3 separate regions of the Homo sapiens genome follow, and regions 2 and 3 are each linked to region 1. Evidence: chromatin loops called from intact Hi-C (ENCODE). Cell type or tissue: heart right ventricle. All regions are shown on one strand. Region 1 overlaps TNS1 (tensin 1). Region 2 overlaps TNS1 (tensin 1). Region 3 overlaps TNS1 (tensin 1).

Region 1 (8,000 bases):
CCATCTCTACTAAAAATACAAAAATTAGCCGGGAGTGGTGGCGTGTGCCTGTAATACCAGCTACTCAGAAGGCTGAGGCAAAAGAATCACTTGAACCCGGGAGGCGGAGGTTGCAGTGAACCGAGATCGCACCACTGCACTCCAGCCTCCTGGGTGACGGAGTGAGATTCTGTCTCGAAAGAAAAAAAGAAAAGAAAGAAAGAAAAGAAAAGAAAAAAAGAAAGAAAGAAAATGCAAAGGTCCTTTGGGTATTCTGTGTGATAATGTGTGTCAGAAGAGCTGCCCTTCCTCAACCAGAGCCCTCCACTGCTGCCCCATCCACTTCCTCCTCCTTGAGGCACCAAGAGCACAGCCACCTCACTGCTGAGTCCCCTGAAAGGCCAGCTGCATCAGCTCGGCTCACAGGCCGTAGCTTGTCTCTCTCATCAGACACTCCTCCCCTGTACCAGGCCCACCCCTGAGGTACCTACATCCCTCTGCAGCTGGCCAGTGTCAGGGGATGACCTCCTGACCTCCCCCATCACACACCCAGGAGCCCTGGTCCACACCCTGGGAAGCCAGCCTACAGTCTAGCCCGTGACCCCCTATCTGACCAGTGACATCAGTTTGGCTTCCCACTTGCCCATGGCTCATCAGAGTCTGTCTCTCCCCTCAGAAGCCAGCCCTGAGAGCAGAGAAAGAGGCAAGAGCTAGGAAGAGCCTGGCTGAGAAGTCAGCTCACCTGGGTTCGTAGCCTGGCTGGGCCACTTACCCCAACTCTGTGATTTTGAGTAAGTGTCTTCACCTCTTTGAACTCCAGTTTCTTCAACTGTGAAATGAGGACAAGGATAGCCCTTACCTCTCAGGTGCACGTGCGTGAGAAATGATACCCAAGTGCTTAGCACAGGCTCTCTGGCACGTAGCAGGTGTTGGCTGAGTGCCAGCCTTCACCGGTGGTGGTGATGCTGAGTACAAGTTCTGCCAGCTAGAAACTGTGTGACCTCTCAGAGCCTCGGTTTCCTTACTTGTCCCTGTGTATAACAGCGCCTACCTCATGGGTTTGTTGGGATGACTCAGCATGACGATACCTAACAGAGAGCAGGGTGCAAGACATGTTCAGTCTCCACCTTGGACAGGGTCTGAGTTTCCTGTGTCTTGTATCCCTCATAGCAACAGATTTCAAAGTATGATCCGGGGACCCCAGGGGTCCCTGAGACCCTTTCAGGAGTGTTGAGGTCAAAACCATTTTCATAATGCTATTAAGCCATTATTTGACTTTTTTTTGCTCATTTTCCCACAAGTATACAGTGTTTTCCAGAGGCCCATGATGGGTGATATTGCAACAGATTGTATGCAGAAGCTTATATAAGAATCCAGCTATCTCCTGCTAAGCCAGACATGATTAGGCCTTTAAAAACTGCAAAGCACATGGTGGCTCACGCCTGTTATCCCAGCACTTTGGGAGGCCAAGGAGAGAGGATTGCTTGAGCCCGGGAGTTCGAGACCAGCCTGAGCAGCATAGTGAAACCTCTTTTGTACAAAAAAAAAAATTAAAAAATTAGCCAGGTGTGGTGGCGCACACCTGTGGTCCCAGCTCCTTGGGGGCTGAGGTGGGAGGATCACTTGAACCCAGGAGGTGGAGGCTAGTCATAGCGAGCTATGATTGTGCCACTACACTCCAGCCTGGGCGACAGAGCAAGACCCCGTCTCAAAAATAATAATAATAATAATGCAAAGCAAAGTCACCTTCTCACCCAGTGCTTTTTGTTTTAGAAAATATTATTTCTCACAAAAATGCTCTCTATATTAACATGTGATGAATTTATCACTATGGAAGTGAATTAAGTATTTTTAATGTTCTCAGTTTTAATTTATACTATGGTAAAAGATCAAAAGATATAATCCTTCTAAACAAAAGCCCTTTGGGGTCCTGAATAATTTTAAGAATGTAAAGGAATCCCAAGACCCAAAAGCTTGAGAAGGCTGCCCACACGAGGACCGTGAGGGTCACTGAGGGGGCTCAGCACAAACCTGCTCAAATAAGCTGATCTGAGCCTCCTCCAGCCACATGGTGAGCTCAGTGGAGAGCTAGCACCACGTCACTGAGTATTTTGGATCTCCCAGAGACCCCTGTGCTGTGCTAGGCATGTCTCAATAGGTCCCACCCCCAAACTTTCTGAATTCCAAAGAATTTGCCCAGGAGCCCTGGGCCTAGTGCACGAGTGAACCACACATTTGCCACTTGATGGGCACAGGCCCCAATAGATGTTGCCTGACAACCCGTGTTCCCCCTGTCTCTGACAGACCTCACTCCTTCCGGGATCAACCACTTCCCCATTCTCAGTCCCCGTAGTTTCAGAAGGCTCCAGAGGCAGTTGCGTGACCCAGATCCGGATAGAATGATTGGTTTCGAGTTAATCATATGAGCCAGGCAGGATCCAGATCACAGCCAATGATCGCATGTCCCAGTTTCTTGCTGAGAACATTGGGAGAAAAGAGCCCCCCTTTCTCCTAGAGCTACCGAGCTGGTGGGATGGAAGCCCAGAGCATCTGGGGGCACCGCCACTCAGATACAGCTTACCTGAAAGTTAAGCCAACTCAGAACCAAGTGATGGGGATGAATTCCAGATTCTACCATTTGAGCCCTTAAATGCAGCTAGGCCTGGCCTTCTCAGTCACTCGGGCCAAGAAACTTATCTTTTTCTTAAACAAGTTTGAGTTGAGTTTCTCTTGCAGCTGAAAGAGTCCAAATGAATAAACACAGGGAACCAGAACCACCACGCAGATGGTGGGGAGGCCGCTGGGAGGATTTGAGCTGTCCACTAGAGGCATCGCTGAAGCCCACCTGGATCTCTGGAGAGGCCCCTTTTTGCCCACCAGAGACATGGCAGACCCCTGTCCGAACAACACAGATAGATAACGGCACAGAGTTTTCTTTAACTTTATCATTTATAAAGCCATACAATGCATTGCAAAGAAACAAAGCAGCTGTACAGGAGTGGGGACGCGTCAGTGTACAATACATTCATGTCCAGGATAAGGAGCATACACCAGGATTTATACACGGTGGCAGCGGCTATAGGCACGATGATACAAAATATAAAGTATATTTCCATCTATATAAATACACAGCTGGGGTGGGGAAGGATGCTGGGTGATCTTGTTTCCCCCGCAGAGGGCCTGGGAGGCAGGGAGGGTGGTGGGAAGGGATTTCTTACATTTGTTCTCAATGATGGGTCTGAAGGGAGGAGAGAAATGGGGAAACACAGCCTGCACACACTGATGTGCTCTCACACACACGCACAAACAAAACACAGACACAGGAGAGTTTCAAACAGCTTAACACTGATTGGAAAACAAGCTTGGGACATCCCTCTACAGTAACTCCACTGCTGGCAAGAGCCCAGGCGTGGGATATGAACAGAGGTCCTCCAACATTTTGGACATTTGAGGACAGAGGTGCCAAGAGGGACAGATCTGCCCGAGGCCCCCACCCTGCCCCTCTGGGTGAACCACTTCTCACCTGGGCTATCGCTGAGACTCCACCAATTGGTTGGCCTACAGGCCTCACCTCCCGACTCCCCTCACTGCTGGGCGACATTGAATTTGAAGTTCCATTGCCCAGCACCTCCAACCCCGACTCCCAAGTTCCCTAAAGAAATGAGCAAAACACACGCACACACATACATCCACACTTGCACATGCGCACACACGTCCTGTGTTACCACTGGCCAAGGAAACGCGAGTCTCAGGATTCCAGGGCCTGGACCTGGGGTAAAGGGCTGCTCTGGGACTCTGCCCCCCAACCTCTTGGAGGACCCCGAGTGTGGGGGCAGGATTGGGTGTCTGCCTTGACTCACAGGATCTCCCCAGGTCCTAAAGCTGAAAAAAAAAGTGGGAGAAGATCCAGGAGGCAGGGGTGGTGGACAAAAGTAGGAGTGAGACTAAAAAGTGGGAGTGAGACTAGATTTGATCACACTCACCACCCTTCTGTGCCCCCTGGACAGCATGCTCCCCTGGAGCCCCTGCACAGGCTCATCAGAACAAGGCAGAATCTCCTACTCACTAACCTCCTGAGAGCCGTTTATAGGGGGATCACACTTGTCCAGGAGGGCTGCCCCTCCTGCTTTCACACAACCACTGGCCCCACCATCCCTCTCCTGGCCAGTCTCAGAAGACCCAGGGATCCTCAAAAACCAGGGGAGAAGGAATCCTGGCCATTGGTGTCCACAGCTTTCAGAGCTACTGGAGGAGACGCTCAGATGACATGGGTCAAAGGCCTTTCCCAAACTTAGGATGTGATGTATCTGTCCCTTAAGCGCCTGGCTAAATAAGAGAGCCAGAACACCGTGATAGCAGGCTGATCAAACCGCTCACTTCCTCCCTGTTTTCCTTCGCAGGTCCCCTCTCCATTGTTTTCTCGCCCAATCCTTCCCTCTTGCTCCCTTTGGGAAAAAGCCACGTGGAGCTCACTGGGCCCCTCCCCCAGCTGAAGGGACATGACCCTCCTCTGCCCTCTTCCCTCCAGACACCCAGCTGGACAGCTGGTGGCAGCACGGGACTGAACCTGCTGGGGTCTGCGTCGCTGCGATGTCCATGACTCCCTGGCTCTTTGTTGCCCATCTTCTCCCAGACCCTTTCCCATCCCAGCCCATGTTCAAGGCCAGACAGCGCTCTCCTGGCTGACACACAGATTCAACAATAAACAACAGTAAAATAGATTCAGGGAGGGAGAAGACAGAAGAAGATAAACATTTACAAAATAATAATTAGTAAAAGTGCTTGCTTTTAAAGGAAATCTTTGGCAAGAATATACTGCAGTGCGGAGTGTTGTGTGTGCGTAGGTGTGTGCATGGGTGCACAGCCCGCCGTGACACAGAAGGGCTCTGGTGCAGGGCCCAGAGGTGGGGCCACTGTGGGGACTGGGGAACCCTTCCCCATCATTCGCCTTGAAAAGTCACACTCTCAGAAACTGACTCCTTCCGCAGGGATGCTGGGAGGGAGTTACCAGCTTTCTGGCATGAATGGGTCCTCCCGCAGGGGCACACATGGCTCAGGCTGGAGTGGAGGGGCTGGCCATGCATGCAAGGTGGGCTGTGGTGGGTGGTGAGGAAGGGAAAAGCGACCGTGAAAGCTGACCCCAGACTCAGTCCTGGGCCCCAGCCAGGCTGCTTGAAGGGTCTGATACACCGCCCAGCCTCAAGTGTGGACAGAACATCCATGCCAGGAATAGGCTCCTGGGCTCTCCAGTGGGAGATGAGATATTTACAAAGGAAGGGGATGGGAAATATCTCCTATCTTGGAAGATAATTGGGGTTTGCTAGGGAATGAGGAGAGGGGGAAACCCAGATATTTGGCTTGAATAACCCAGAAGGAAGAGCACTTTGGAGGGACTTTGGTCACCAGGCACAAGGTTTCACTCTGGGAAGCAGGGGGTGGCCAGTGGGGCCTCTGCCCCTGCTCTCCACCTTCTGCAGACACCCTCCTTTCCAACTCCCTGAAACAGAACGTCCACACTGACACAGCTCCTTGGAGGAGAAAAAATACAAAAGACACACACGCACCTATGTGTGCCATACACACCCATGTCCCCGCATGCTCACACACTCGCTCAGGCCTGCAGAGTCAGGGACAGCTCCCCACACATCCTGGGAGCTGACTGCTGGGCCCCTGGCTTGCTGAAAAGTAAGGGGGCCAAAGGCTGGGACATGTGCAACCCCTCCCAATGCTGAGCCCCACACAGTCTAGGGAAGGCCAAGGCCAGGGCAAGGAGACCCTGGCTGCTTCAAGAACAAAGGCCCCCTACACTTCAGGCTTTACTTACACATATAAAAAAGGATAGGAATTGGTTTATCCCCAAGGAAGGCAATAAAGCAATATGGAAAAACAATAAATACTTCTTGTCAATTTACCTATTCTTTTTTTAACCTTTTCTTACATTTTATTAGCTTACAGATTCTGTCAGTATGTCTCATGTATATATTATATAATATTTATATATCAGTACAATGCCTCTCTCTAGGGGACTCGCATAGGCTTAAGAATGGAGTCCTGGTGAATTTTCCATTCTGGCTTAGAGTCCTTAAATGGTGGTCAGGTGTTTTCCCAACTGTCCAGTGGACCTTAGGCCCTTTGGCCCAAGTGCAAGCCTTCTGCCCTCTGCTGCATGGGCAGCGTGGCTCAGCTAGGGAAACCAAGGCAGAAAGGGTGACAGTGAGGCTTTGGCATTGTAGGTAGGCGATGTGGTGTGCAGGCAGCAGGCCCAGGAGCTCTGCTGAGGTCAGAGGGTGCCTGCAAAAGCCAGACCCTAAAACACTTACAGAGGGGAGGATAAGGACTCCAGGTTTCTGGCCGGAGCCTCACTGAGCAGAAAGTAGGTTCCCCAGGGAGAATTCCAACACAGGGACCCTGCAGAATAGAACAGGGCTGGGCAGAGCAGCAAGACTCAATCCCCAGCCCCCAAAAAGGCATCATGCAGGTAAGCAGGTCTGAGATAAGGCTGGTCCAGGGGCATGAAACCCAATAACAAGGCTGAGAGGTGGGAGCTAAGGCAGAGTCCAGGGCCCCAGCAGGAGCAACTTGCCTTTCTTGCTGCTGAGCCACATGCCTTGGGGAAGACACCCCGAGCTCAACAGCTGCCTGTTCTGACAGATCTCTTCCTATGGATACACATATCTCTACCTCCTCAAACCAAAGCTCCAGGCTTCTGGCCAAGGCAGGACAGGGCGATGCCATTGCAGACCCTCCCACTCCTGCTGGGGTCTTTGTAGAAGAGAAGGGTCTGGCGGCACCCAGGGTCACTAGAGTGCAGGTGCAGGCACCAGGAGAGAGCCTCTGTCACCCATAGCTTGGTTGTTTGTCCCTCCCCTGCTGCACTGCCACCACCAACCCTAATCTTTGGACAGTATGCATGTGTGTCTACAAACACATGGGACAAGGACAAGCCGAGCTGTTTATAATTCGAGTGGATAAAGGCAGATCTAGATCAATGTGTGAGGATGTGGGTGCAGACACACACCCACACGACAATATAGTGGAGGCACAGCAAAGAGACCTGAGGTGCCTTGGGTCTGAGATACTTTCAAGCAAACAAGTTCTTCCACTTGATGTCCCACGGTGGCTCTGTTTGGTTTGACAACCTACCCCACAGGTGGCCAGAAAAAGATTCTCCCAGCTTGATTTCCCCTTGCAAAGCAGTTGAGTTAGGGAGACAGAGCTTTTCCATTCCCCCAAAAAATGTGGATTCCCAAGGAGGTTTGTTCCTTCTCTTTTGAGGACATCCATCTTCTTAGGGGAGGGAGGGGGTGTTAGGTGGACCTGGTTAGTTTTGGAGGCTTTGGGTTTTTGCAGTTTCCATCTACCCAGGGGAATCCAAGTTCTTCTCCTCCATCTTTCTCTCTCTCTCTCTCTCTCTCTCTCTCTCTCTTTTCCCCCTCCCCTCTGCAATTCACTTCCCTCTCCCCACGTTGCACTTTCTTCTCTCCTCCGAAATTGGCCCAAAGTCCTCCTTCTGGGTTCAAGAGTGGTCAGGATTCATGGGTCCCCTCCCCACAAGCCCCTTCCCCATGGCACTGGCCCTGGGCAAGGGGCAGGGTTCATCTCTTTTGGCCGGCATTCAGCATGACCTTGGAGACGAAGTTGACGATGGCAGAGGCCGGCTGGTTGGGGTCAAGCTCAGCAAAGAGGTGGCAGGCGTTGTCCGTGGTGCTGCCCTGCTTCCGGGCCACGAAGCCGAAGAGCCTGCAGGCGGGAGAGGGCAACGGGCATGAGGGAAGGGCAAGTGGAACCCCAGGAGGTGGACAGCAGCCCAGGTGAGCAAGCTGGTCTCAGGCCAACCTCTCTTCCCCATCCCTCCAGCAGGCCTCAGCATCAGGGACTCAGAGAGGTGCAGAAGAGAATCCTCTGTGCACTCCCCTGACCACAAGCCAAGTCCTAGAGACAGTGTCCCACCTTGTTTAAGGGTGGGCAGAAATCCCCTTTGAAGGGGTGCGAGGGGAGCTGCAGAGGATTGACAAGGCTGG
Region 2 (8,000 bases), 49 kb after region 1:
ATCTCAGGGGCCCAGATGTGGGAGAAGGCAGAAGTCAAAGCCCATATGGACCACCCATGGAGCGTTTCATCCGAGGTTAAGAACTGCCCATCCTTTGTTCCGATGCTCAGGTAAAAGGAATTGTTACTGCTAGGCCAGCTCTCTATGGGAGGTGAGGCTGATTGCCAATTTCCATGGTGTAAATACTCCTGCAATGGCCAATTTCAAGCTATTATACCAATAGTGGAGCTGGGGACTCTGCTCTGCTCTGAAGTATAGGAGCAGGGAGCCTGTGTCCCCACACCAGGTCCTGAGCCAGCTGGCCTGCCCCAAGCTGCTTCCCTAAACCCACGGTCCATCTCCAGGGAGGGTGTTTCCTTCCCTCCCTGCAGCTGGCATGGTGACTCAGCTTCCCCTAAATTTAGGAAAAGGGGTGGAGGACAGAGACAGCTGCCCAGGCTCCTCTCCTCCTCGCTGAGCTCCCACCACCCTGTCAGCTGAGGGGCTGGCACAAGGTCCACCCAAATCCACAGTCTCTGGTCCACCCCTGTCTGGGCTCCACCTCCAGAATAAAGTCACCCAACAGGTTTTCCTGCCAAGTTCAGCCACCCTTGTGGAATGGGCATAGGCTTAGACCAGTGGGAAGGGAACCTCGCAGCTGTCTCTCCCAACATGGCCCCAGACATGCTGTCATTTCTTGCCTTTGTCTCCCCAAAAGCTCTTCTGAGTGTCCCACTTTCCTCTCTCCCAAAAGAGAAGCCCACTCTCTGATAGGAAAAGGAGCTTTGTCTCTCAGCACCTACTTCCCATACAGGGCTGGTCCTCAGCAAAGACTAACAGGAAAACTGACTTAGAAGGGGAACCTTGGCCTCCCCGCCCCAGCAGATAGAGCCTAAGGGCTTGAGGATACCCTCTCGGACTCTTTCATGGCCTCTAGGAGCGGGACCTAAGAGGGAATTTGAGTCTACAAAGGCCTCCCTCCAGCCTTCTCCACGTCTCCCCCAAGGAACTAAAGTCTGAGGACAGACAGCACGACAGGCAATTGCAGAGTCTCCTCTGTGTCTAGAAAGTCTGTACTCCAACCCCAAAGTCACCACCTCCTGGAAGCTTTCCCTGACTGCCCTAGGTGGTAAGCTTTGCTTTCCCAGGCTCTGGGATCTTGGTCCCACCTCTGTCACCGTACACATTACTCTCTAATGAAATCATCTGTCTGTGTATCTGTCCGCTCACTAGACTGTAAATTTCTTGAGGGCAGGAATTGCTTGACATTGAACTTTGAAACTTGGTGTCTGGCTTGGTGCCTATCAGACAATGAATGCAGGAAGGGATAACTGGCTAGCATATAGGCTCCTGAGAGCCTCCTCCCACCAGTGAAAGCAACATCTGCTTAGGGGTCATGGCTGGACCTGCACCTCCCCCCAGCAAGACCAAATAAGGAAGGGGTAGAAGGAGTCAGGACTGAATACCTCTTACCTGCTACCCTGTGGGCCACCAGCCCTTCTAAATTCAATGGCTCCTCCTCTGGAGTCCGGGAGGGGTCTGAAGTCGCTTCCTTTGGTGAGAGCAGAGGCTGAGCAGTGAGGCCAGGGAGAGAGGCTGGGGGTTGCTGAGGCCCTGGAGGGCTGTGGGTGGTCGGAAGGAAGGCAGGCAAGGAGGAAGAGGCTGGGCTCTTTGAATGGAAATCCTGGTTAGGCCCAGCCAAACATGGCTGATAGTCATAAGGTGAGTAAGACCTGCCAGGAGGGACAGACTCCAGAGAGGCCCGTGGGGCTGGCTCAGGGGTTCCCAACGAATGCCCACTGGGGATATAGCCAGATCTGGACTGGGTCAGTGGATGGGACTGACGGGAGGATCCAGAGAGGGGCTGGGAGGAGAGTGGAGAAGCCCCTGGCCAGGCCCCGGGGACACTCTGGGACTTGTGTAGTGGGGCAGCAGCGGAGGCTGGCTCCAGGTCCAGCATCAGCATATTGAGTGTTTCGATGGACTGTTCAATCTCCTGCTGGGAGGCTGCTCGCGGGAACTCAGGGAGACTGGGGATGGGGGTCTCTGCCAATGGCTGAGGGCTGGGCCTGCTGGCTACAAGACTCTCCAAGTGGGCTCTTTCCTGCTGGCGTGGAGGTGGGCGAGGCTGCTGCTGCTGCTGCTGCTGCTGCTGCCACGAATTCAGTCCCCTTTGCACAGCCTCCCGGCTGCTTCCCCCTCGGACCGGAGCTGGGGGCAGCTGGGGTTCAGCTTCCGAAAAGGATTGAGAGCGGAACATACCGCTGGGGTCATGGGCATAGTGGGAGGTGGTCACTGGCTGTGGCCAGGCTGGGTGGGGCCCCTCCCTCTGGTAGCCAGCTAAACCCTCCTGTGCAGAGTAGGAGGGCCGCATGGGGGCCGTGTGGCCAGCATGGGCAGGCCCCGCCCGGCTGGCAGACTCGTAGGGGTAGCCTCCTCCATTGACCATAGGCTCCATGGGGTAGGACTTGTCCAGACCGTTGGTCAGTGGGGACAGGGCCTCTGGGTAGCCCCCCTCACTGGTGTTGGTGACCCCGTCCAGAGAAGAGAGTGTGCCCATGCTGCCCGCACTGTGACCATCCTGGTTTGGCAATTCATCGTCCAGGATGTCTGTCTCCCGCTCAGATGCTAACGCCCCACCATTGACATGAACCTGGGCTGGGACAACGTGGCGTCCAGAGGAGGGCACAGCCGAGCCCCCTGCTGGGCGGGACCTGAGGTGCTGGGTGTGGTACATGGCGCCTTGCTTCTCTCGCTCTAAGCCAAAGCCACTCAGCAGGCGGTCCAGCTCCCGCTTCTCCTGGGGACTCAAGGCAGCAGTGGCACTGGAGGCCCCGGGGACAGGCTCGTCGGTCTTGTCGGTCTTGGTGGAGGCTGTGGAGTTGCCCGAGTCGCTGCTCACAGAAAGCGTGTGTTCCACGTGGTTGGGGGTGGCCGACAGTGTAGGACGTGTGGCATTAACAGCCCCGGTGCTGCCGTGCAGGGAGTCTTTCTTCTTCACCTTAGCATACAGGCTCCCATCTAGTGGCCCCTGCGTGTGTCCCACCACCTCTGCAAGGGACAGAGCCGGAGGGGAGACAACAGACAACAGACATTAGCGGGAGGCAGGGGTATCATCCACTCTGCCAGAGAAAGAAGCTAAGAGCTCCCATGCCCTGCATCCTAAAACCTCCTCTCACCACCCTGAGGTGGGGAAAAGGGGAGCTGACAGAAAGACCTCTACCCCAGGCTTTGGGGCAGAGCCTCACCAACACTCAGCTTCAGGGCCGGGCAGTGGAGCCCAACACTGAGCAGGAAGTGCTGGGGGCAAATCGCTCCAGTCCCAAGCCTAGCTCTGGCATTTCACCAGCTTCCTGACCAGAGGCATGAATAACTCTCTGAGCCAGCCTCCTGGTCCATAAAATGGGGATAATAATAGAATCTGGTTGAACCATCTGAAATTGCCAATATTCATTAAATACACTGTGCTTTGAGTTTAAATGAGTTGACACATGACATGCTGAGACCAGTTCCTGGCACGTGATGGGAGTTCAACAGCTGGGAGCCCTAACCATCACCATTATGAGTATCATTAATTCCTGAATGACCATTTCCAAAGCATCCTCAGTCCCCTCCGCCACCCCATCTCAAAAAGTCTCACCCCTGCTTCGATGTCTGGAGTTCCCACTCTGGATTAGAGGCAGAATGCCAGGAGAGTAGCCATTGCCTTGAATGCCCATAGAGGTATCAGCATGGACGGCCAGTCGCCCCGAGGATAGCCTTTGCCCACGGAAGCAGGGGGAGAACCCAGGAGGGCAGTAGGGTGCAGCAAAGGGCCCCACCATGCCCAAGGTGGTGGTGGCAGGGAGGCTGAAGGCAGAGCTGGGACTCTCTAAGACAAGCTTGCCCTCAGCTAGATTTGTCTCCAGCTCAATGCAAAGGATGTGATAGAACCATTCAGAGATACAATGTCATTCATGCTGCCCACTGCCACATTTCCAGAGGCTCCTCCCAGCTCCTCCCCAGCACTGCCCACTCCTGATGGACCCCTACCCCTCCACCAGCAAGCTCAGCCCATACCACTCAAGACTCCAGGAAAGGGACGCGGGTCCTGGGAAGGTATGCCGGGCAGGATCACAGCAGGTCTGCAAAGACGAGCATCCTGATCCCACTGCTCTGAGCCAGCCCGGGGGCCCCTGAAGAACAGGCCAAGGTGGGGCTCAGCCAAGCCAACAGTCCCTGTGCCAGAGGGGACACGCTTTTCCTATGCTGGAGGATGGGGGGCATATAGGGTGCTGATGCAGGGGGTTCAGGGACTAGGGCAGGAGGGGAAGCGTCTTAGGGATCGTGAACACAAAAACAAGATGTCTTCATGGGGGAGAGGGTCCTCTTGTCTGCAGACAGCTCTGAGGACCCCCCTGAGCAACACTTTCTCTGGAAGGAAAAAGTGAGCGCTGGGTGGCTCGGGGCCAAAGGGCTGACTCAGGAATGAAGAACTTCCCCGCCCAGAGGAACTCAGTGATTTCACACCCTGTACAGTCAGCAGCCCAGCCACCAGCCCCGACAGACACACACACACACACACACACACACACACACACACACACACGCACGCACGCACCTCCCCTTACTCTAATCCAGGCTCTCCGTTAGCAAGGAAAAAAGCCAGCTCCCAAAGACTGCACCAGCTCCAGCCAGACACCAGCAGTCACACACCGAGCCAGACAAAAAGACAGTAAGAGATCACCCAAATCAGAAACACCCAGGCATGAGCACACACTAGGTGCCACACAATGCCAAGAACCACAGTCAGACAGCACCGGCATGAACATGTACACACAAATACCAACAACAGTGACCACCGTGCAGTGAGCACAGCGCAAACGCCAACACTTCGCCAGGCACTCTACACGCACATCCTCTCTAGCCATCGCCTCCGAGCCAGACAGTATTACACCCATCACAGTAAGGGAGAAACTGAGCCTCTGAGAGGGGAAACCATTTATGTGCCAACAATGCTACCTGATAAAGCCAAGATTTAAAATCAGAGCTAATTTCCTTCAAACAGTATGTAATTTTTATTATGCTACACCTCCCTCATATCACAAACACACACACACACACATACACACAAATTAGAATAAACACATAACAGGCAGGAATACCCCCAAATAAATACTTAAAGCCACAAATATTTCAGAAAATACAAATGTTCCTACCATGCCCAAGGATCAGCCCTTAGGCCAGAAGTGGCAGCCTCTAAAAATAAACACTCTGACAGAAGCCCATGGCCAAAAACAAGTGATCAGACAACCACAAAACAGGAACATCCCAATCAACATACACACACACAGACCACAGGCCAGCCATGTTACAACACAGAGAACTGGCACAAAGATGCTCCACCAGGCACTTGCATCCCTCTACACACACACACACACACACACACACACACACACCCCAGGGACTGGATGCCCTCCTCATTTACTGACCTCTCCAGATCCACCCCTCTGCCCCCAGTTTTCCCCAAGGCTTTGGGACCTCAGCCAACACCAGCCCCAGACAACACAGGACCAAAGTATTGCAGCAGCCCAGGGCCCAGGGCCCAGGGCTGGTCTGAACTGAAAAGGGGTTTTGGCTAAAATACATTCTGAATCTCCACCAACCTGGCCCTGTGCCTAGACCCCTAAAGGCTGCTAAGATGCAGGACCAGGCACAGCTGCCTCTTCCAACCCCCTATTATCATCGTAAAGGGGTCCTCTCCCTGTAGGATGAGGGAGGCTGACCTTCATGCCCACTCTCTCCAAAGAACTGAGCTCCTTGCTACACATAAAAGAAGAGACCTCAGCCTGGCATGGTGACTCATGCCTGTAATCCCAGCACTCTGGGAGGCTGAGGCAGGTGGATCACCTGAGGTCAGGAGTTGAAGACCAGCCTGGCCAAAATGGTGAAACCCCACCTCTACTAAAAATACAAAAAATTAGCCAGGCGTGGTAGCACATGCCTGTAATCCCAGCTACTCGGGAGGCTGAGGCAGAAGAATCACTTGAACCTGGGAGGCAGAGGTTGCAGTGAGCCGAGATCGCACCATTGCACTCCAGCCTGGGTGACAGAGCAAGACTCCATCTCAAAAAAAAAGAAGAGACCCCAGCCGCCTGTTTCTAGGGGGCAAAGCACTGAAGACAGGAGCCTCTGATGCACTCATAGCTCTGGGGTGGTTCTCTTGAGGATGGGGCCCCTTGGACAAGTTGGCCGAAATCTGAAGAGCTGGCTTTCCTTCTCACTGTCCCTAGAAAGCTGCAGGCCCCCTCCTGAGCCAGGGCACCCCCTCTGCCACCTACACTGTGAGGTGCCAGAATTTCCCTCCTGGGCCAGTGATCCCCTCCATCCTTTGTGCCTCCTCATCCCCCACGTTCATGCTCATGTGGTCTGAGAAGTGGGGAGCTGCAAAGCAAAGGCTGGTGTGTCCAGTGGCTTCCCCACTTAGACATGTTCCACAGTGAGAGCCATGGGGGCAAATTCAAATCAGAAAGCACATAGGCCCCTGCAGCATCTCAGTCATGACTAACAGAAAAACTATGAAGGCATCCCCCAGGCAGGAGAGAGAATTGACTACCTGATATCTCAGCCCTTCCTTGCCCCTGTGGCCAAGCCCCACTCAGCATCGATTTTGAAAATGTCAATGTTAAACTTGTTCTGTCATGTAATCTATCCCCAAGTGGGCTCCTGTTTGCAGCAACAACATCAGGAACAATCATAGCCAAGCCACTAAGGCATAGTAAGAAAATCGAACAGATGCAAATTGTTTAATTAACTCCTGTTCGCTAACTACAAATGGAAATGTCTCTTGGCCCCAGATTGCACCCTCCAGGCCACTCAGCACCTTTGCTGAGTTGTCCTCTTCCTATCCAAGGGAGGTTTTGAGAATACCCAGGCTGATCCCAGGCCTGTCCAGCCCTGATGAGGACTCTGCTGAAACCCCAGCATAGCAGCAGGATCTGTGGAGCACGTGCCCCTCCTCCTCCCACCAGAGACAAGACAAAAGTCCCCCAGCCCCCACTCCGGCACACACACTCTCATCATTCCCTTCTCACCATCCACCACGGCCACATTAGAGCTTTTTACCGGGACCACAAGAAGCCGGAACACAATGTTGGTTTCAATCCATCAAGGCAGGAAGGGCAAAAGAGAGACGGGGGCAGAGAGGACAGGAGTGAAATAAGGTAGAGGAGGATAAGAGAGGGACTTAAGGGAGGCTGGGGAGGTGGCTTTACAGCTCTTAATCTGAGGGGTCTCCAGAGCCATCCTCTTGAAGTCCCAGCAGCCACAAAGGGAGTGATCAGTTCAGGGGAATGCATCTCAGATGAGAGGAGGCTGGACATCCAGAACAATGGGGCATGGGCTAGAGGGAGGGGTCTGCATGTTTGGGGGCTGTGGGCATTGTCACGGGTGACAATGGAGTGGGATAAACTGAAGCAGAAACACAAGCTGCAGGCAGCCCCAAGTGGAGAGCTCCAGGCCCCAAGCCCAGCCAGCCTGGACATCTGCTCTTGTGGGCTGAAAGGTCCAGTGTCCTGCCCATTCCTCTTGGTGGTTGCAAAACCCAAAATCTCTCCATGGCCCCACTGTCTTTGTCTGAGGATGTCTCCCTGCTCTTCTCAGCAGCTGCAGAGAGTTCCAGACTCCACCCTCGATGCTGAGCTTGATTGCACCACGGGGCCTTTATTCCAGGGCAGCCATAATCCAGATGCACGAGTCATGCTTTTGGAAAGCTCTGAGGAAAATCCCCAGCTGACTAGGGTGTGCACCCACTCCCCGGGGCTCCCTCCCAGAAAAGGGTGCAGAGGTGTGTGCGGCACTAGCCATGCAGCTCAGGCTGGGATGCAGGAAAGTAAGGATGCAGCCATCTCACACACTTAAAAAAGAACGAAGGAAACAAATAGGGGATGTTAAAGTCACACGGTTTCAGGGCAGCTGTTTTCTAATTCTGATGTTCACAAGAACCTCCTCTGGAGATTGTTAAAAATCTAGATTTCAGGACC
Region 3 (8,000 bases), 62 kb after region 1:
AAGGCAGAACAGATGACAACAATTTTCCAGCTGCTGAACAATAAGGTGGAAATCTTTTTTTCCCTCTCTCTCCCCCTTTCCCCTCCACAGGGCAGAGTCCAGGAGCCAGAACACTTCCTTGGCTTGGAAAAGGAAAAAGAAAAAACCCCACAGGGTCCTGCACTTCCCAGAGGTGAACACAGGACCTGAATAGAAGGACTGGGGTGTCACCCAGGCAGGGCTCCAGGAGGGGACAGGAGCCCCAACATGAAGTTCTCAGTGCAAAGCTTTGGATTCTGGCTTGGCAACTTGACATTTTGGAGGGCCTAACTTTGGGAAGGCCAGTGTGTGTCTGGCCAGGTATATTGATCCTCCAGGCCACCTGAGATGCTTCCAATTGACTGGCTATTGGTATTCTGTTTGTTCCCATCTGTGGAAATCATGAATAGCAGAGTATCACTTTTCAGAGTTCGCAATGCCTCACCCTCGTTCCCAACCACCCAGATCCGAGAGCCATGCAGCTGAAAGGCAGGTGAACGGCCCTCAAGTTCCCACCATTATCCTGATGTGCCCTGGAAAGTGCCAGGAGTCCCTAACTGATAATAAGACACCAAATCCCCACTCTTATTAACATGTTGTTTGTGACTTATTTGCATATCAATTGAATCTCCCAACCCAATTCTCAGAGTGGACAGGAGGTGATCTGGGCTTTGCGGCCAGGCCAGTGGGAGCTTCAGCGACTGGTGTCTCCATGCAGAGGGCCCCAGTTAGTTTGCAACCCCAAAATGCTTCCACAGACACAGGCTTGCCCTGAGCTATGGCTACCCCATCCTCGTGCCCAGACCTTCCCAGCTAAGTTTGGTACAGCGAGATTGGGAGGGAAAGCCCTGCCAGGCACAGCCCAACTACTCCCTGTGTTTCCCCTCAGACACCTGAGCCCTCAGCCCCTCGCCATTTTCAGCACCCCTCTCTGGCTGCTGTTCTTTGAGGGTAAAGAAAGAAAATAAGGGGAAGAACAAAAATGGTACCCAGTGCCCTGTACCCTGGCCACTGACCTATCTTCACTGATGAGATAAAATGGGACAGCTCGGTGTCACAGACTTCAAAGAGACCACTAAAAATAAGGAGACCAGGGGAGGGGAAGCAGAGGGGTTCTATGCCTCAGGCTCCACCTGGGGAAGACCACAGTTTGGACAAACTATTGCAATTATCCTCCTACCTCCATAGAGTCTTCTAGAACTAACCAACAAACCTCGGGCTCTTGAAAGGTTTAAGGCACCCCAGTTCACCCACTTGTCCCCACCCCAACCAACCCACAACAGTATTAGCAGAGATTTTGTTTGCACGCAACCTTCATGTTTATTTGTCCATCTGAATATCATCTACATTATTATTTTGTAAGTTATAAAAATAAACTTCATTTAACTTAAACTAGTTCTAAGCACAATATCCATGATGTCCCAGATTGAATGTGCAAAATACATACCTTTTTTTCCAATACACATCAAAATAAATATACCTAATATCAGTTCATATATAATTAGCAGTCTGACCATACTTTGGAACCTGAACCTTACTTTGGAAAACACTACCACACAATAGTTCCTGCCAGTGGCAACCCCATCTGATGGTTCTCCACTATCATCCAGGGGGACTAGCTATACTAGAAAGCCCCCAGGGAGTTTTATAAGAACCCCGATCCCCTGGCTCCACACAGAGGCAAAACTGTCTGGAATGGGGCCTGGGACTTTGAATTTGAAAATGCTCCCCAGCTGCAAATAATAAGAGAGTCAGGTTTGGCAAAAACTGTTCCTAGCTGTACTCAAATTCTTCCAGGTACAGGGATTTTACTGTCTTCCTCCAAAAGCCCAGCTCATCTTTAGGGGGCCGTAACAGTGGATTTTAGCTCAACATAGGAAAAAACACCCTGGAGCCCTCTTTTCCACTAACTGGCCTTACAGTGCCCGATGGAGTGGGTCAGAACAAGCCAATCGCCCCCTCGCTAGAGCCCTTCAGATACTGAATGAGACGTGCCTGCCCTCCTGAATCTCCCCTTTGACAGGCAACCCCTCTCCCTGCAAGTCCCTGAGCCTGACATACTTTCTGGTTGCTTCTCTGCACTTGCTTCCAGTCGTTCTTTATCACTTTGAAGCAAGGGACCCACAAACAGCCCATGTGGGCGCTCTGACTTAAAAGAGGCACAACAGGCCTGTCACCTCCCATTTTCTGGAAACCATGCTTTTGTTAATGCAGCCTAAGATTATGCCTGGCCCTTCTCATTCTCATCACTTCAGCATCTGCCAGGTTAAGAACATGGACTTGGAAGTCAGACATTGGTTTGAATACAGATACTACCAACTACTAGCTTAAGGCAACCCTGAGCCAATTACTTGGCTGAGCTTCAGTTTCCTTATCTGTAAAATGGGTATACTAGTCATTGTATCTCAGTAAGTAGTGCAAAGACTGATATAACACATGAAAAGCTCTCAGCACAGTGTACAGAACACAGAAGTGCTCCAAAGGACAGAACACGAGTAGTGCAGCGTGGGCTTCCCCGTCTCCCTTCCCTAGCCCTGTGCCCCCTGAGCAGTACCTCTGTGACCCTATCTCACCAGCCCATATGTATCACACCCAGTGCTTAAGCTTCAGGACATACAATTTGGCCCACCCGATCTCTGCTCAAAAATCATGGCCTGGAATGGCCAGCATAGAGAAGAGGCTTCCAAAATGGTGCAGACTACAAGGATGTGATGCCATTCCATTAACAAATACTGAGCCTATCCCAACACTGATTACTGCCAATGGTGTGCCTGAAAATGCATTGCCACTTCCACCTGCAGAGATGAATTCAGCCTCAAGGACCACAAGGAGAGAAGGACGGGCACAACCTCAGCTGCATGCATAAATAGGAAAGGACTTCCTGGGGGCTTGGGCAGAGGGCAGGGCATGGCAAATCTGGTTCAAAAAAGAATACACTTCGTCTTACCATGTTTCTATTTGGGGGAAAAAAAAAGACAATTTTTTTTCTTAAAACAAACTACAGGAAATAGCAGGAGAAAAGTCTTTCCCAATAGTGGGTGGGTTAAACTAAGCTTGAAAGATGATGGTATTACTCTGTCTTCAGAGGCAGCCCAGTATCCCCTGTACCCCCTGAGGTGGCCCTGAGCAGGGCAGTTTCATAAAACACAAGTTCTAGAGGTAGGAGGGTGGGTCTGGATACCTTCTGGAAACTTCTCAGGTGCCAAGGATTCTTCAAGACCCCAGATTTGCCACATGGCACCGCACTGTGGGCAGTCAGCCCAGGCAATTTCCTAGAATCCCCGCATGGTCAAGCCAGAGGATGTTGTGAGTTCATTGGGCCCAACCCACCCACCCGATTTCATCTGTCCAAGTCAGCGAAGGGAAGAGTTTCCCACTGTCACACATGGTCAGTGCTGGAGTGAGATTGCCACCAGGGCCCCTGGCTCTCAGAGGGAGTCCTCCCCACTGCCAGATCTCAGTCAGATGCCATGAGATGGGTGCTCAGAGACTGTGAACTCTCATTACAGAAGAACCACAAATGTCTGCAGGTCTAGCTGTGCGAGGAAAGTAGGATATTGGTGGACAATTCTACAATGAAGACACACTTCCCAACTGTAGGTCAAGCAAATGCCCCCATTCCCTCCAGACCATCCTTCCAGCCAGCAGACCTACAGCTGGAGCCAGGTGGCCAGGGCCCCTCACCCACACTGAGGGGTCTCTCCAGGGAGGAAGGGGGCCCAGCCTCCCTGGTCACCCCCTCCAAGGCTTAGTCCCTTCCTGTCAAGTTCTTTCTTTTCATTCGTAGGTATAAAGCAACATTCCTGGCCTGGCTCTTTGTTCTTCCTCGTAAAGAACAGAATGGCTGAGTGCTTTGGTTTCCAAGCAGCCGGGTCCCAGAACAGAAGGAGGAAACAGAACAGAGTGTCTCCAGTGAAAGACTACTTCACACCCTGCAGGTGGGACAGGTGAGATCACAAAGATGAGAGGTTAGAGGAAAGAGGAGCACCCCCAGGTAGCCAGGGCCCCCCAGGGAATGTGTGACAATACTGCAGATATTTGGGGTTATCACACCTGGAGGAAATACTACTGGTGTCTAGTGGGTACAGGCCAAAGATGCTGCTAAACATCCTACAATACACAGGACAGACCCCCACAACAAGCAATTGTTGTGGTGGTCCCAAGCAATTGTATTGGTCCCAAATGCCAATAGTACCACAGGTGAGAGGCCCTGAGCTAGACTGAGGGATGAAGGAGCCTGGGGTGTAATAGACCGATCTCCGAACTAAGACTCAAGAGTCTTGGGTTTCAACCCCATCTGGGCCACTACTTCACTGCTTAAACTTGGGCAAGTGATTTCCTTTTCCTGGGACTCAGTTTCCAACGTGGTAAAATGAGTGGGAGGAGATAAGCTTTGAACTCTAAAACTTCTGGTTCTATGGACAGCCATCAAGGAAGAGAAAGACATGGCTGGAGGGAGCAGTCAGGACAGGAGAAGGAAGGGGTCTCCCAAGATAGGCATGGTGTCAAGGTTCAAACGTCTGGGGATAGAGGGAGGAAGGGCCCGCTGCCTGGGGTGGGCACAGCAGCTGCATATGTGATGAAAACATGTCCTTAGACCTCCCCAGGACCTCCTCCCTGCCTCCCAGCCCAGTGGACAGGGAAGACAGGGCCATCGGAGCAGGACAAGCTTCAGGCACCCCTGGCAGGGCCTCAGCCTTCCAGGGTCTTCACACTTCCCATCCCAGGAAGGCAGTGGGCAGGGCCAGGCCCAGGAGCATGTTCCCTAAGAACAGGACAGGAGCCCTAGTGCCAGAGGATTACTCAGGAAGGGAATTGTCAACTCCCAGGCAGATGTTTGTGTTGGATGAGGGTCGGGACATATCCACTCACCGCGCTTCTGCTTCTCCCCACCCTTACTGCTCCCAGGACGTGGACACCATGTCAGTGGCAGTCCTCACTGAATGGGGAGAGGGTATATGGGGCTTTGGGAGCAAGGGCGAAGGAGAGGGTAGAATGGAATGAGGCAGGCATGTTATTGAGTATGTGCCTGCACGTTAATGGAAGTTCCCTTGCTTGGTTCCACAACTGCCTTTCAAAGTGGATATTGTTATGCCATCTTCCTGATAAAGAAACTAAGGCTCAGGGGTTGGAGCTTGCTCAGGATTACATTGCCAGTCTGACTCTGACATTCATGCTCTTTCTGCTTCCCAGAAAGGAAGGAGAAACAAGAAAGGAGATGGAGGAGGCAAAGGTTTAGATCTTAGAAGATCCAACAAGAAAAAAGGAGTGGAGAGTGACAATAAAGTCACAATGCTGGTTTATAACAAACTCCAGCAGGCAAGTGAGCACTGTCCCCATCAAACTGGTTCCCTGGGAATTTTATGCATTTATCCTCACAATGCTACCAGAGCTCAAAGCATTTCTGGAAACAAGTAGAACACTGCCTCAGGGCTGGTTTATAATTCACACGAATGAAACCATCTCTGCAAGTGAGGTCAATCACTATTCCTGATCCCAAACAGGCCCATTCTCTCAGCATCCACATATAAGTTGGGTTATCAAACTGGCTGGGCAGTTTTATAATTACAGCTCCCAATACTGTACGCAGTGGGGCAGAGTTGGGGTACGCAGTGGGGCAGAGATCCATGTGGTTCCATGCAGAGAGGTGGGTGTGTGCAGAGGAGCCCATGTGGTTCCATGCATGAGAGGTGGCTATGACTACAGGGGTCCATGTGCTTCCATGCATGAGAGGTGGCTATGACTAGAGGGATCCATGTGGTTCCATGCATGAGAGGTGGTTGTGAGCAGAGGGGTCCATGTGGTTCCATGTGTGAGAGGTGACTATGAGTCAAGGGGTCCCTGTGGCTCCATGCATGAGAGGTGGCTATGAGTACAGGAGTCCATGTGGTTACATGCATGAGTAGGTGCAGAGGTGGGTGGAGGATCTGGGTGGGTATCTGCTTCCTTCCCCAAATAAGCCCATCTAGGGCTAGGCTGAAAGTGACTCACTTATGCAGAGGCCACCAAACCATGAAGCACAGGCCTGCATGGCAGACAGAAGCCAGGGCACCACCCTTGGGCCTTTCTGCCTTTGCATCACATGAGGAGCGCCCATCTGCTTCTCGAAGGTTCTCAAGCAATGTGCAGACAGAGAGAGGAAGGCAGGGAAGAAGGAGAGAGCTGAGAAGCTTTGAGCTTTCATATCAAAATCTGATCTCACTGCCCCTGGAGAAGGAGAAGAACACACATCAAAGAACACTTTGCTGCTAACAATTTTTTTAAGCAATCAAAGGCATAAGTCCCAGATAAGCAGCCAGGGCATCGACTGGCTGTAAAGATGTAAAGATTGGGCAGTCTGAAGCTCCCCACATCCATCAACAGCTCTGTTGCTGCTTCCCAGGGCACAGGGAGATAAATGGCCCAGGGATTGAACAACTGAGGTCCAGTATTCTGGAGCCAGGAGTGTCTGAGGCAGGACACCCCAGGTCCCTGAGGGATAGTCTTGTGAGTGTAAATAATGCTTGAGCAAAGAAAGAGGGGCAGGAGAAAAGGGACTTTGGGGTGAGACTCCTGAGTCCCCTTTGCACAAGAATGAGCTAGGACCTTGTCAGAACCCTCTAGAAGTTGCCTTGTTTTCCCATGTCCACAAGCCATGGTCACTCATCCTACCTAGACAGATGCGTGGAGTGGAAAGGTTCTTCTCCTCAACTTTCAGAAAATCTAGAAAATCTAGTCCTGGCACCTGTTCCTGTTACTCAGATCCCCCAAAGGCAAGAGGGTTCTCCTGAATGTCAGACCTCCATCCTTCCAGCAGCAGCTAAAACTCACCTCTCCAACTCTGCCCCTAGATCTCTAACCAGCCACGGTGTAACAAACAGACCTAAAGAAAATGCTGCCTGGCTGCAGCAGCAGACTAGGAGCCAAAGAGCCAGAATTCTAAGGGGTGATTTTGGACAGGCCTCAGTTTACTCCACTGTGCAATGGCAGAGGGCAAGTATAGGTGATCCCTAAAGTCCTGTTTGGATCTGGATCCTCAAGGATACAACTCAGAGAAGATGCTCTACCAGGCACTGTTTGGATCCCAGAGCCCCTGGACTTGGCAGGCCTGTATCTCCTCTCCTGCTTGGACCTGCCCGGGTGGCTTCAGGCTCCAAACTTGTCTGAGGCTATTTCTGCAGCAGCCATGGAGTCCCTGAGGCTAGGACAGAAAAGGGGACTTACAGGAAGTCTGTAAACACACACCAGGCTGCAGAGGTTCCCAGGGCCATGCAGGGCAATCAAGAGGCTGATTTATTTTCATCAGTGAAATGCTGAAACTTAATCCCTGGAGCAAGCTGACCCGGCAGACAGCGGCAGGCAGCTCCTCAACCAGAGCAGAATTAGCTAGTCCGCAGCCTCTCAGGCCTCTCCACTGGGGCTGGCAGAGGGAGGGGACAGGGAGAAGGCTGGGGCTGGCCAGTTCAGCCACTGTGGCTCCAGATCCCTTGGGCTGGCCTCTCCCCTCCCCCATCACTGGCCTGCAAGGGTCTCCAGGACACAGGCACAGCATTGGGCAGAGCTGGACAGGCAGGCTTCCCACTTTAACTCAGTTCCTATTCCCTAGGTTCTCAAACCCCAACTGCATGGGGCAGCAGGGCAGGGCTCCTCAGGACTCCTACCCTTGTCAGAAATGGTGAGAAATGTTATGCTGAGAAATGGTGGGTGTCAGAATCCAAGCTCTACCCCTACCTGGCTGTGTAAGCATCAGTAAGTTACTTAACCTCTCTGTGCTTGTTTCTTCATCTGTGAAATAGGAACAAGAGAACTCAGGTCACAGGAGAGTCATGAGGAGTACAAGAAATTATGGGTACCTAACAGTATCTCACATATTGGGGGGTGCATATTAAAGGAGGTGGGCGGATAGATTCTCCTCCTCATCCCTAGCCAAATCACTGTCTGGGAGCATCAATTAATACAGTCCTTATGAAGGCCAATCTGGCCCTGTCTATAAAAATTATCTC

What was found. Hi-C counts contacts between places; a loop is a spot of excess contacts. Peaks named below come from ENCODE experiments on the same cell type or tissue, not always from the same donor. Only the 100,000 strongest peaks of a DNase experiment are listed, where the experiment ranks them.
Region 2: it touches region 1 in a loop (1.9-fold over the local background); 10 of 110 quality-filtered maps call a loop at or near these places.
Region 3: it touches region 1 in a loop (2.6-fold over the local background); 17 of 110 quality-filtered maps call a loop at or near these places.

The regions. Positions count from the first base shown.
Region 1 is chr2:217,796,885-217,804,884 of GRCh38, forward strand. It overlaps TNS1 (tensin 1), which reads right to left. Exons shown (of 33, transcript NM_001387777.1): 33 at 2,907-7,719. The coding sequence ends at 7,575. Among named protein-coding and RNA genes, the nearest start is that of DIRC3, 10 kb to the left of the region's middle. RefSeq lists enhancers at 2,326-2,395, 2,426-2,475. In heart right ventricle, a CTCF peak has its summit at 4,527 (motif pointing right); DNase peaks (open chromatin) are centred at 907, 2,267, 2,787, 3,557 and 1 weaker place; H3K27ac peaks cover 7,916 bases.
Region 2 is chr2:217,846,058-217,854,057 of GRCh38, forward strand. TNS1 (tensin 1) reads right to left here. Exons shown (of 33, transcript NM_001387777.1): 19 at 1,453-3,030. Among named protein-coding and RNA genes, the nearest start is that of SNORA115, 16 kb to the left of the region's middle. In heart right ventricle, no CTCF peak of the experiment used is centred here; DNase peaks (open chromatin) are centred at 366, 4,474 and 5,382; H3K4me3 peaks cover 482 bases; H3K27ac peaks cover 8,000 bases.
Region 3 is chr2:217,859,293-217,867,292 of GRCh38, forward strand. The region is part of intron 18 of TNS1 (tensin 1); the gene reads right to left. Among named protein-coding and RNA genes, the nearest start is that of SNORA115, 30 kb to the left of the region's middle. RefSeq lists an enhancer at 6,041-6,100. In heart right ventricle, no CTCF peak of the experiment used is centred here; a DNase peak (open chromatin) is centred at 4,812; H3K4me3 peaks cover 380 bases; H3K27ac peaks cover 7,693 bases.